2 separate regions of the Mus musculus genome follow, and region 2 is linked to region 1. The links are chromatin loops, found by intact Hi-C in ENCODE. Cell type or tissue: left cerebral cortex. All regions are shown on one strand. Each heading gives the region's core, and the rest is flanking DNA. Links, peaks and the distances in the headings are about the cores only.

Region 1 (6,244 bases), core at 2,367-4,866:
AGAGTCTTTTTAAATGTGAAATCTCCTGATTCTGCTAATAAAATTCATTCTTAAAACTTTATTCTTTCAAAATTTCATACATGTATGTAATATATTTTGACAATATTCACCCACTACCCTCCTATAACCCCCATCCTCAAACATTTTCCCCTAAGGACCCATAAAGGACCCCTTCTTGTTTGTTTGTTTGTTTGTTTGTTTGTTTGTGTAATCCATTGAGTTTAATTATGCTTGTGTGGATAAGCATGATGTTACTAGGGTATCCAACCACATCCTGCCTAGATTTGAAATACAATTTTAGAAACACTGACTGAGACTAGTACAATAATCTGACCTGGAGGCAGCTTGTGTCTGTCAGTTTTTTGCTGTCTTATCCATTGTAACTTACAACATGTTTTAATTCCACAAGGATTTTGCCTACTATTAACTTTGTAAATCTTACTTCCTAACTTCCCTGCTACAGACAGAGAGACATTAATATAAGCTCTGTGGCTTAGAGACAAGGGTAGCATTGTTCCTTGAGTGTTCTGCTAATTGTTTGGAGGTTGTGGGTTTTTTGTTGTTTTTTTTTTTTTAATAACAGAATTCCCAAATTAAATCTTGTACAGAACTCTAATAGATAAAGCCTATAAAGGTGATAAATGAGTTGTTTCCACAGTGAACATAGAGTTTGGTTTTTCCCCCTGTTGATTATATAAATAACATGTTTGTTGAGAAATAAAATAAAATGCAATACAGTTTAAGGCAAATTAGGAGGCAGCATCTCTAAAATTAGTTTTATGAAGTTACTGCTATCTTTCCTGGCATCTTTCTTTGTGCAATTTTTATGCCTATGCACACACTTTGTCAAACACCCCCACACACCATCATATGCTGCAATTACTGCAGAAAGCATTTTAAATGCCTGTTCAAATCCTTCTCTTGTCTGTCTCTTTTACTTCTCTCTTTTTCTTCTCAATTCCTTACTTGTGTCTACTCTTGTCTCCAGCATGTTAAAAACCAAATGGATTTTTCCATATCTTTTTTTTTCCTTTACCCTATATTCTATATCATCTATGTATTTATCTGATCTCTTCCAATATCTGGTATGAGTAAAATATCTAGAAAAGCTAATCATTAATTCAGAAAAGTGAATGATCTTGTCTATAGGAGAAGAGCAGTCTCACATGTTGCTCTTCACCCTTGGAAATGAGCACATAAACCCATGTGCAACTGGCCAGCTTGCCAGGACAAAATCTCTGTACCACGCTTCCTCTACAGATACACAGCCACATAACCTTTAGGGGTTAGGCTGCACAAATAAGAGTGTAATAAACATCATTGTACATGGGATTGCACATTTGGGTTAATTTTCCTAGTAGATAGAATATCAGGCCTAAGATTTCAAGATCAAACTGTGTTTTAACATTTTAGTTTGAAAACAGGTTGCCAGGTTGTTTTCTAAACCAATTCCCATTTCTGCTGGTAAGGCCAGCTAGAGCGGGGTTTGAGACTCATTTTAACTTTGTCAGTTGGTCAGGCTTAAGAAGACAACATCTGGGGGACTTTTGAGATAGCATTGGAAATGTAAATGAGGAAAATACCTAATTAAAAATATATATAAAAAAAGAAAAATTGTATGCTTGTAGTCTCCTAAGAATCAAAGGAATGGGGTCACTACTAGATGCTGATCCATAAGATAATGAAAAGAAAACTCGGAGTAAATGATTGGATTGATGTGTAAATAAATAAATAAATAAATAAAACTGTGGAAAAAAAGAAGATTGGAGTTACTACCTTGGCCTGCTTTCCTATTACAGCCTAAAGATTGAGGCTTGTTTTCTTGTCCTTGGCCAATGTCAGATTCCTGCCTAGAGGCATTCCATAGATCTCTCCTCAAAGCATTCCATAAAGAATACGTCTACTATATTTATAAACAGCCCTTCTATGGGAGAGAAGTATATGTGACTAGATCACATGTTTGTTCTTTTGAGTTTCCTCCTACTTCAACACAGATAATCGAATAGTGTGCTGTAGCCAGTGTTTTAAAATGTTAAAACATAAAGCTTTAATTTGTATATTAAGAGTATATATATATATATATATAGAGAGAGAGAGAGAGAGAGAGCGTCCTCAGAGTTTACAATTGCTTAAAGTTGTTCATCCCTCAGATACTATGAATTTGCAATTTTGCAATTGTTTATGCATATACAACTCATAAGAACACAAAAATAACTGGCCATATAACCTTGTTCTTTACATCATCAAAATAGTAATGGCTTAAGATAATACTTTAGTATTTAAAAAAATGTACATGTCAAATTGTAAAAATTTGTTCTCAATGTCTTCAGTTTCTACCTGTTTCCACATAATGGTGTTAATTTTTGAGGACTTATACTTAATTATTGCAAATGGATACTCTTATTTCTGATTAAATAAATAATTAATTAAATAAAAAAAAAGAAGACAACATCTATTTTGCAAGTCTCTTGGGGCATTCACAGGCTTAGTAATTGTTTGGCTTGGTTTTGCTTTTTTTTTTTTGTTTTTGTTTTTGTTTTTTTCCAATCTCATCAATTTAAATGGATTTGGAAATGATAGACCCTAGTTATTGCCATAGGCATTGAACTTTTCCACTCTCTTATTTATCCATTGCATTTATGATTTTCAGTCTTCTTTGTGAAACAAGAAAGAATAATCAGCTGCTTTGAATTTGTTGCCTGTTTCACGTGACATCAAAGCATGGTGCACTTAGCTCCTTGCCTGCAGCTTCTACATCTGGGGATGGAACCAAAAGCACAGAAAATTCATTTTGTTTTGTTTTGTTTTGTTTTTTTAAAACAATCTGTAGTTTTAGTGTAAAAATTATTTTTATTTCCTCAACACAACATGACAACTACGTAAACAGCCTTCACATCACATTTACAATTATAATTAGAGATAATGCATGTGGAAGATGCATGCAAATTCTAGGCACCATTTTATACAAGGAACTTGAACAGCTTCAGATTTTGGGGCGGGAGGGGTGTGTCCATTACAATCATTCCCAGTGGATTCTGAGAGATGACCATGTTCAGCAAATGTATTATTTTCTTGCAATTTCTGATCTTGTTTAAAGATGTCTCTTTAGGCTCATGTACCTAAGTGGTGAACAACATCAGGAACAGCTGAGACCAAACACGATAGCTACTGCTATACTACAAAATACACTGAAGCTCTGAGCAACAGCAGGAATGAGCTCGCAGCTTTAGTGGGGCTCAGAGGACCTGTGTTTCAGAGCTCTCAAGCCACCATCCAGTCAGTAGATGGGGCTTCAGTCACCTTGAGACTGACTAGGAAGAGCTTGCTTCCCAGCTCATGTGGTTGTTGGTAGGTACTAGCTCTTGACAACAGGCTATCTCCAGGCCTGCCAGCTGGGCTTCTCTATAGTGTAGCTCAACGCCAGCTGCTAGCTTCATCAGAGCAGTAAGAACTGGGGGCAGTGCCAGCCCGAGAGAGGGGAGTCACATTGAAAGCAGCCTCACAGTGTTGTGCTCCAGTCTCTAGCAGCCAGACATGAGGTCTAAGCCACACTGTGGAGATTGTTTTCTGAGGAAGTGAAAACTCACAGGTAGGAAGCAATTGTGATCATCTTCAAGAACTGCCAGCTGGTGTGAAAGAGAACATGTATTTCATTCTGGAAATAAAACAGCAACTTTGTCCTAGAGTAGACATTCATGTTCTGGTTCCTTTTTTGTTCTAATTTTAAACTTTAATTGAATCTGTTCTTTTTTAATGGAAAGTTGGGAGACAAATATGTACAAGTAATATTTTTCACTGTGTATTAATGAATATACCTTTAATAACCAAGATCCACCTTCAGACTGAGGGAACTATTCAATTAAAAGTTCCTGGTTTTCAAACCACATCAGTTCAAGCAGAAATTAACTTTCAGATGCACAAGTGCACAACAGGGTGTATCTCATCTGCTACACATGGGTCTTTATAATCTGATTAAGCCACTCATGGATTAGTGAGCAGAGAGTCCAGAGCCTGCTCCCTCTCCATTCACTATGCAGAGGTTGTTTGATGTGCTCTTTAAAGCCAATTCATTGGCTTTTTATATTTTCATTTTGAAAAGAAAGGCTTTATAAAGTCTTTTTTGCAAACCACATCAAAATAAAAACTCTGCTTAGCAACAGGCATGGAAATATGGGGATTTACCAAACCCCAAAGACTTGAAAGTCCTTTACATCAGTATTTTCTTGGGAATTAAATGTCTATTCAAACACAAAACTCAGATGGAAAGGGTATCCATTAACCATGCATTTACAATTTTATTTAGCGGTGCAAATTTCTGTTTGCTAGCTAGAGTTCACAAGGGTGGAGTTTTGTTTAGAAGCTTCAAAGAAAAGTAAGCAGAGAAAAGTTTTGTGTATGTGTAAGGGGAAATATTTATATTTGGGATGGGTTTTGCAACACTAGACAGGAAAATAGGAAATTCATGAAACATATGGTGAGAGACAGTTAATCTTTGAAAAGGCTGTCTTTGGTCACGGGAACCAATTACGCCACTCCCATTCATGTCAAGAAGATATTTATTCACATAATTAAGCTTGCAGTATAGACACTGAATAAGCACAAGAATGTCATATTTATTCCAGATTAAAGAATCATAATCTAAAAAGGCATGTTAGAGTGTTTCTTTGTGTAAGTGCTGTATGTGGGTCTTCATGAGTGTGCAAATGTGCATGCATGTGTGTGAGTGTGCATGCATCTGTGTGACTATGCATGGGGTGTGTGTGTGTGTGTGTGTGTGTGTGCTCGTGAATGTTCCTAGGGGCTGAAAGTTACAATGTCCTTTCCTCTACTGCTCTCCACCCTGCGTGAGACTGTATCTCACTGAACCTGGTACTGACCAGTTGCCCAGTTAGCTCTAGTGATGTGTCTGCCTCCTGCCCTCCAGAGCTAGGACTACAGAGGCATTTATCTTCACCTGGCTTTTTTTTTTTTATGTGGGTGCTGAAGATCTCAACTCAAGTCCCCATGCCGCGAGATTACCCTCCGAGCCACTGTGGCTTACTGTGGCTTTCTTTTTCATTTCTTATAAATGGAATTATTTAACCCAGGTCTTTGTTGTCAGGCTTCTTCCACCAGCATACTCACTGGGAGTTATGGCCATGTTGTTGTATGTGTCCTAGATTTGCTCCTTGTTTGCTGCCGAATCACTATTTACAGTATGAATGCGCAAACCTTGCTCACCCGTCATCTGTTGAAAACGTGTGTTTGCTGGTTTGGGTTATAAATTAATAGAGGTGGAGTGCACATTTGTTTAACAGGCATGTGCTTCCATTGCTCTTGGGTGAAGATTTCACTGTGGTGTAGGGAGGATGACCAGAAAGGGCACCTGTAACTTTTTTCTTTTTACTAAACTACCAAGAGTCCATTTTGTGAAGAGAGTATGTCATTCTACACTTGCACCAGCAGTGGGCGCTAAGCCCCACATCCTGAAAGTGCTACCATCTACCAATAGCACCACCTTGGGGCCTTAAAGGAGCATTTATCCAAATGCCAACTGGCTGGTTCCTTTTTAATTCAGCGAGACTCAGAAGTGGAGGAATTGATGAGAGAGATGTGATTATCTGTCTGCCTGTCTTTCTATCGGAAAATGTGTGTGAGGTATTTTTTTAATCCATAAATAAGAGCGAAGTCCTGTTGTTTCCCAGGACAGATGCAAATAGAAGTCATATTAAATTAATTAAGTCAGTCTTAAAGATGAATATCATGTTTTCTTTCATTTATGATTTCTAGAAAGACACAAAAGCATACGTGCATATACAATATGAAAACAGAACTGAACTCTTTGGGGGACAAAGAGGACTAATGGGAGGGATCAAAAAAGGGAGAATTGGAGCTTAGAAGGGGTATGTGCTCAACATACAATATGTACAATATGTCTGAAAACTTAAAACCTCAAAGAAATTTCTTTTTAGGTTGAATGAGTTTTGTGCCTATGACAAGGGCTGGGGACACCAGGAGTTTGTGCCTTGAGATCAGATTGACTTATCAGAATTCTACCTCTCACTAGCAACTGTGTTGCCTCAGTTTCCTCATTGTAAAGTGCATTAAATAATTGTCTACTTTATAAGGTTTTAGAAGATAAATACATTGATGCATGTAGGCCACTATGTGCTGTGCATAAATTCCCACATAATGCAAATGGATTACAATCCCTCACCATGCTGATGAAAAAATTCGTTTAGCATTGATCCTAGGGATTAAGAGA
Region 2 (6,244 bases), core at 1,876-4,375, 72 kb before region 1:
TCTGATGTGGCTACATTTTAAAAAGTGGAGGACTGGGGAGATGGTTTAAATTGCTTACTGTGTAGGCATGCTCTTTTAGTTTCCTGATTCCTAACTTCTGTAGAAGGGTCTGCTTGGTATCATAGCAAAAATAAACCTAGCTGACCCTGTTCTGGACAGTGGGTCTTTTTCAATTTATGTTGTGAGTTTCATAAGGATCTTGTTGGGGGAAAATAGTTGTCCAAACCCCTGGTACTCATATAAACTGAGAATTCTGATTATGACGAGATGCAATGGGTATTGTCTGATGCAGTCAGCAAAAGGGTTGCTCCACAGGAGTACTAAGGGCAGCCTCCATATTTTCCCAGGGGCCAGTAGGGACTTTCAGGTTATGTGTGTGTGTGTGTATATATATATCACAGTCTACTGTGGCCAAGGCTAGCCAAGAAATCACTGTGTAGCTGAGGATGTCTTGAATGTGTGATCCTCTTGCATCTACCTCCCAAGTGTTGGGATTACAGGAATGTGCTACCGTGCCCAGGTTTATGTGGTGCTTCGGATCAAAGCCAGGGTTTCGTAAATGCTAGGCAAGCACTCTACCAACTGAGCTAATCTCCAGCCCCTCAGGAGTCCTTTAAACGACTGGCAGCTCAAACATCAGTATTTACCTTACACGAACTATTATTATAGTCATGGGGGAGTATTTACCCTACATGAACTGTCAATGCTACAGATGAAGAGTCCCTTGCTGTCACCCCAGGGTAGGTGTTAATGTTCTCGAGCATAGTCATTGCTTCAAAGAGGTTGTGTGGAATTTCAGCTTTGGCATGGGGTTGGCTACTGTTTTCTGGGTTCCTTCCAGGTGGCAGGTTCCTGACTTCCTGGCCCTACAGAAAGAGAACTGGGTGTCTATGCTTCCAATCTATCCCAACCTTGTAGCCACAAAAGGAGCATATTCAGAGAGACCACTCTGCCACTTGTAATGCAGTTCAGGAAGACAATACCACCTTGTCTCCAGACCTGGAGTCCTTTTTAGTGTTCTCTCTTGTCCTCTGTGTTTCCTGCCTCTCCTATGAATACCATTTGAAGGCAATCAGTTTTACACACAGAAGATATTCCCTTTAGTGCCCAAGTCAGGGAACACCACTGCTTTGCACAGAGGTCAGCAGTGCTTTTCACCACATTCTAAATTGCTTAGAGCATCTTAAAAGATCTCCAGATCTTTCTCTAACCTCTTCTCTGATGTCCCTCCCTCGTTCATGCTTCTGCACTCCTGACAGCTCGCAAGCAATTTCCCTGTATTCCATTTTGTCCTACCCCCTGGGGCTTCTACTCAGACTGTGCTCTTCCTCCACTCTCTGCAGCGTCTACCCAGCCGGCTCCCTGCCTCACTCAATGATTTGTGACCTCCATGATGGTTCTCTTCTACATGATCATTCTCTTCCACCTGCTTCCATTGCACTTGCCTTGCTTCACGAACTTTCCTGCTCTTCTGTCATGTGACGTGTTTGCTGATACACCCCTGTTCTGTCTACCCATTAGCTGGGTAAACTTAAAAAGCAGAAATACCAGCTTGATTCTGTATCATTGGAGGCTTGTCTGAGTTGAGAGCGTAAAAGTCCAGATGCTGTTTTCAGAGGATGGATGAGGCTCTGACTCCTAGGAAAGCTCAACTTTGGATTTCACTCCTGTTTAGCCTTGCTGGAGCACAGACCAGCTGCAGTAGCCCTATAGAGAAAGGATGAGACACCCATCTCAGAAAAAAACTCTGGTTTCTAGCTCGGGAGCCACTTGGTGGCTACATATTAGATAATCTTCCATCCAGGCATGGATTTGGGCCAGTCACTTGCTGCCTTGGTCTCATTTTTTACACTGTACTGGGGTTGAGGCTGTTCTGAGAGCTTCCTGTTAGTGCTGACTTTCCTTTCTTTATCCCTGGATGGGTGGAGGGGGCAGCTTTTGAGGGAAGCTTTGGCAAATTCCCAGCTGTTGGCTGTTGTTTAGCCCAAGGTGCTGTTTATGCCTCTGTTCTGGGCTCTCTGCCTCTGCCAATGACACAGCATGGCCATTGTAGGGTCAGCTCCTCCTCCTGCCCATTCTGTGGGCTTCAGGGCCGCAGCATCCTGGCTGATGCATGCTTTTACTCTCAGAAGGCAAGACAGCAGAGAGAAGCAGACATTGGTGACAGCCTGTCCTTTCTCTTTGTACTTTGGGAGAGCTGATGGATGATCCAGCCTGAAATGGAGAGAATCAAGGGAAAGAGATGACTGCTGCCTGCTGGACCAGACTTATGTGTGCAGTGCTCACTCCTACGCATTCTGGGCACATCAACTATCAGCTTACGGGACAGAAGAGTGGGTGGCAAATTGTACCTGTTTTGCAGATGACAAAATAGAGGCAGAGAGAAGCATACCCCAGGTCTCAAGACTTCAGTTCCAAATACCAGAACCTGTGCTCTAGCCTTCCAAGTCCTTGCTTCATAGTTTCTGTTTACCTGGTACTCTGTCACACAGAAATGCAAAGTGTCATTGAGTAGCTAAGTAGCATCTTCCCTGGGTTAATGCCTCCTGAGGTTCTGTCAAGCCGTGGACTCAGAATATTTAGCTAGCAAGGAAAGACTAGAGAACTTAACTGCTTTCGGTCCCTAAGAGTCAATAGTGCAGAGGAGGGGGAAAGACCCAACAAGAGGAGATCCATCAAGGCAGAATATCAGCCCAACAACTCTCTTCCCTTATACTTAAAAAGGGCATGCAATGCTGCTTCTACCTGCTTGAAATCTTGTGACTACTCCATGAAGAGGAGGAGCGGAGTGTGAGGGAGAGGGCATGGTGTGGGGAGTACCCTATTCACCAATCCTTTGTTACCTTTTCAAGAAGATGAGTTCTTAGCATGTGAGGTGTGGGGTGCCTACATCTTGGACTTCAATCTCAGGGAGTGTGAGGAGGGGAGCTGAAGGTTCAAGTGGAATGAATTATTCTGCCTGATAAAAAGACATGAATGCAGTCAGGAAAACAGCAGGGAGAGGGAAGGGAGACAGAGGCAGAGAGCAAGCTTGTTGGAAATGATTCAGAGCTGAGCTGTGAAGATGTCAGAGGTATGACTGGAGTAGCCCAGAGAGAAGCCAGAGTGAGTCAAGACAGTGGCATTTGAAGCAAAGTGGGGTGAGGGAAAGAGACATGATGTGATGTGAGCAGGCTTTCAGGAAAGCCATAAGCTTTCAGGCATGCCATATTGTACACCCCCACCTGATCCCTGCAGAGATAATCAACCGTCTTTCAAAGTCTAGCTTGATATGGACAGTTGGTAGGCTCTACTCTGTGGAGATCTCACTGTGCCGGAGAGTGAAGGTCGTTGGGGAAAAAAGGCCTCCAGGGCCATGAAAAGCCAAAGGTGAAAACTTGATAATTGTCATGAATTCTTAATTTGGTTCTGCTACTTGCCTAAGAACATGCCATCTCTATACTCTTCCCTCAAAGTCTCAGGCTTCCTATCTCTAAATGTGGATAAAATTATATCTTTATTTTAGGTGTGTTGTGAGGGTTAAACTGTTAAAAAAACAAAAAAAAAAACAAAACAAAACTCCTCTCCTATTCATACAGAAATGAAAGGCAGGCGACAGTATTGACAGCCTATGGGCTGGGTTTCTAACCCACAGTCTTTTAAGGTAAGCCTTGAGAATGAAAGACTTAGGCCCCTAGGCTTTCAAGTTTGGAGATTTACAGCTCAGGGTACCGAAGTCAGACACATATTGCTTTAGGCTTTGCGTACCTATGGGCCAGCACTCAGCAGCTCGAGTAGAGTACCTAGCTGCTGGTGTCAAGGCTCTCAGCTCTCAGCTCTCAGCTCTCAGCTCTCAGCTCTCAGCTCTCAGCTCTCAGCTCTCAGCTCTCAGCTCTCAGCTCTCAGCTCTCAGCTCTCAGCTCTCAGCTCTCAGCTCTCAGCTCTCAGCTCTCAGCTCTCAGCTCTCAGCTCTCAGCTCTCAGCTCTCAGCTCTCAGCTCTCAGCTCTCAGCTCTCAGCTCTCAGCCTTGGAAGATGTCTGGAAGCCTTCCACTGGCTGGCACCGGCAATTCTTCTACTTGGCTCTGTGTAGTGTTTCCTACAGTCTTACCTTTGTACCCATTGGTGCCTGCTTAGCACCTTTGTAGTCCTTTGTCATCTCTGTAGCCATCTCCTCTCAGGCATCCTCAGGGCCTTATAGCAGTAGAAATCATTCTCTCAGAGTCATGTACATGTCATCTGAGCTGAAAGACCCAGGGATTTGCTTGTCCTTTGTGCAACCAGCTTAGTTCATTCTACCTGTGGTAAAGACTAAAAACAAAATATAAATATATAAGACCATTTCAGAGAAGATATAGCGGAGACTGCTGCTATAACACAGCAGGGCTAATGAAGAGGAAGAAAGCCTGTACTGACCCAAAGAGACCAAGAAACAGACTGCTTATATAACTCCCCTCCCTCAAAAGGCTGGGGTAGAGTCATGCACAACTTTCTTTGTTACCAGAAACAAATTTTACATGTGCACAGCATCCTCTCTGCCAACCACAGACTATGAGACAAATGTACCACACAGTGCACTGTAGGCAAGGTTATCTAAAGGTCACCAAGGTTTCTTAAAGCTAAGGTATAGTCTCCAGATGCCAGTGCAAGCTATATGGAGCACTCATAACTAGAGAAAACATAAAGGCCATCGATTCAACATCAGCTATACTCACTGCAGTCTTTGCAGCTGCAGCAGAAATTATCTTGAAGATAAAGTATTCAGAGTGGTCAGCATATTGGGTTGACAGTCCATCTAGTCATAAAAATCAGGATTGTTTAGATGACAGCTCCCTGCTTAAGGCATTCAACCATGAGGAGACAGTCTGACAGCTGTCAATCAAGCAGCTAAGTGCCTTACTCCTAAAAGCTTCACTTCTTCAAGGAAAAAAATCAGTAGTATTTACAGTGAAGATTTAATATTTTATTCAGGAAACTTTGTCCAACAATACTGATCTTACTCAGCTTAATACATTTAGGCAGGGCTGGGTCAATCCATCTGACTCAGAACTGGATAATGCATTTGAAGTACTTTATGCTAAGCCCTGTGTGTGCTGAGCATAAGACAATTCATGAATTGAAGTCATTGACAGTTCTCGGATGATGCTAACAGAGAACACGGAGCAGTGCAAAAAAGTACTGGTCCTTGATTTAGTGTGAAACGTAAAACAGACAAACAAACAAAAAACCATTGAACTCAGTAAAATTATTTATATAGAAATATGGACTAGAGAAAAAATGGCTGAAAAACAAAATGTGTTATATTGGTGGAATTGCCAAGGAATTCTCAGCATACTCTTCTCTTAGATAAATTGCATATTCGACAAAGATTTTTATTACATTTGTTGTTTTGTGTATGTGTGTGGGGGGGAAGTAGGTGAGTAGGTGGGATGAACATGTTATACCTCAGGGTTGGATGTCACACCAAAGAACAACTTGCAGCAGTCAGTTTTCCTTTTCTATCAGAAATTGGGACCAGCTTAGTAGCAAGTGCCTTTACCCAGCTGGGGCCTAGATTACATGTTTTTGTGTAATAAGTGCAAAGGAAAACCTGGGCAGTCTTGAGTTGTGGGGAGTGTCTATACCTGAGGTATCTGTGGTAATTTTCCTCATTCTGGATTACAGCCAGCTCTCCTCTCCTGATCATAAAGGGAGATTGTGCTTGACTGTTTCTGGCTAATGGATTATAACTCTGTCACTCCCAGGCTCTGTAGAACTCCATTACAAGTGCAGAGGCTTCTTGACCTAGCTACTGCTTGTCTTCCACTGTGTATCTATCTTGTCATTTGGGCACCTTGTTCCCCATAACCACATCCTCACTAGCCAGAGTCCCTTTGTGGGTGTGAGATGCTTTATGTTAAAGAGGGTTGTAAACAATCAGTTAACTCTAACCAAGGCTCTCTCTTTAGTTAATAAGTATCTTCTATGGTTTTATTGCTGTTGATATCTAGCTTTATTTGTGGGGAGATAAAATTCAAAGAATTATTTCAGCTCTCCTAAGTATGTTGAGACATGCCTTCTGCCCCAATATGTAATCTATTTTAGTATAAGTTTTCCAGGCTGCTAAGAAGAATGTGTAGTGTTTAGATGTAATGTTCTGTAGGTGTCTATTGGGCCTATTTGATCTATGATGTCATTTAGCATTATTATGTCTCTATTCATTTGGTATGGTCTGTCCATTATTGAAAGTGAGGTGCTGATGTCACCTACTCTTAATGTGTTGAAAT

The links. Hi-C counts contacts between places; a loop is a spot of excess contacts. Peaks named below come from ENCODE experiments on the same cell type or tissue, not always from the same donor. Only the 100,000 strongest peaks of a DNase experiment are listed, where the experiment ranks them.
Region 2: it touches region 1 in a loop (2.1-fold over the local background); 2 of 42 quality-filtered maps call a loop at or near these places.

What each region holds. Positions count from the first base shown.
Region 1 is chr7:84,446,485-84,452,728 of GRCm38, reverse strand. The region is part of intron 1 of Gm31284 (a long non-coding RNA gene); the gene reads right to left. Among named protein-coding and RNA genes, the nearest start is that of Gm31284, 19 kb to the right of the region's middle. In left cerebral cortex, for the core only: no CTCF peak of the experiment used is centred there; a DNase peak (open chromatin) is centred at 3,424; H3K27ac peaks cover 729 bases.
Region 2 is chr7:84,518,365-84,524,608 of GRCm38, reverse strand. No RefSeq gene overlaps it. Among named protein-coding and RNA genes, the nearest start is that of Gm2115, 7.5 kb to the left of the region's middle. In left cerebral cortex, for the core only: no CTCF peak of the experiment used is centred there; DNase peaks (open chromatin) are centred at 1,991 and 3,035.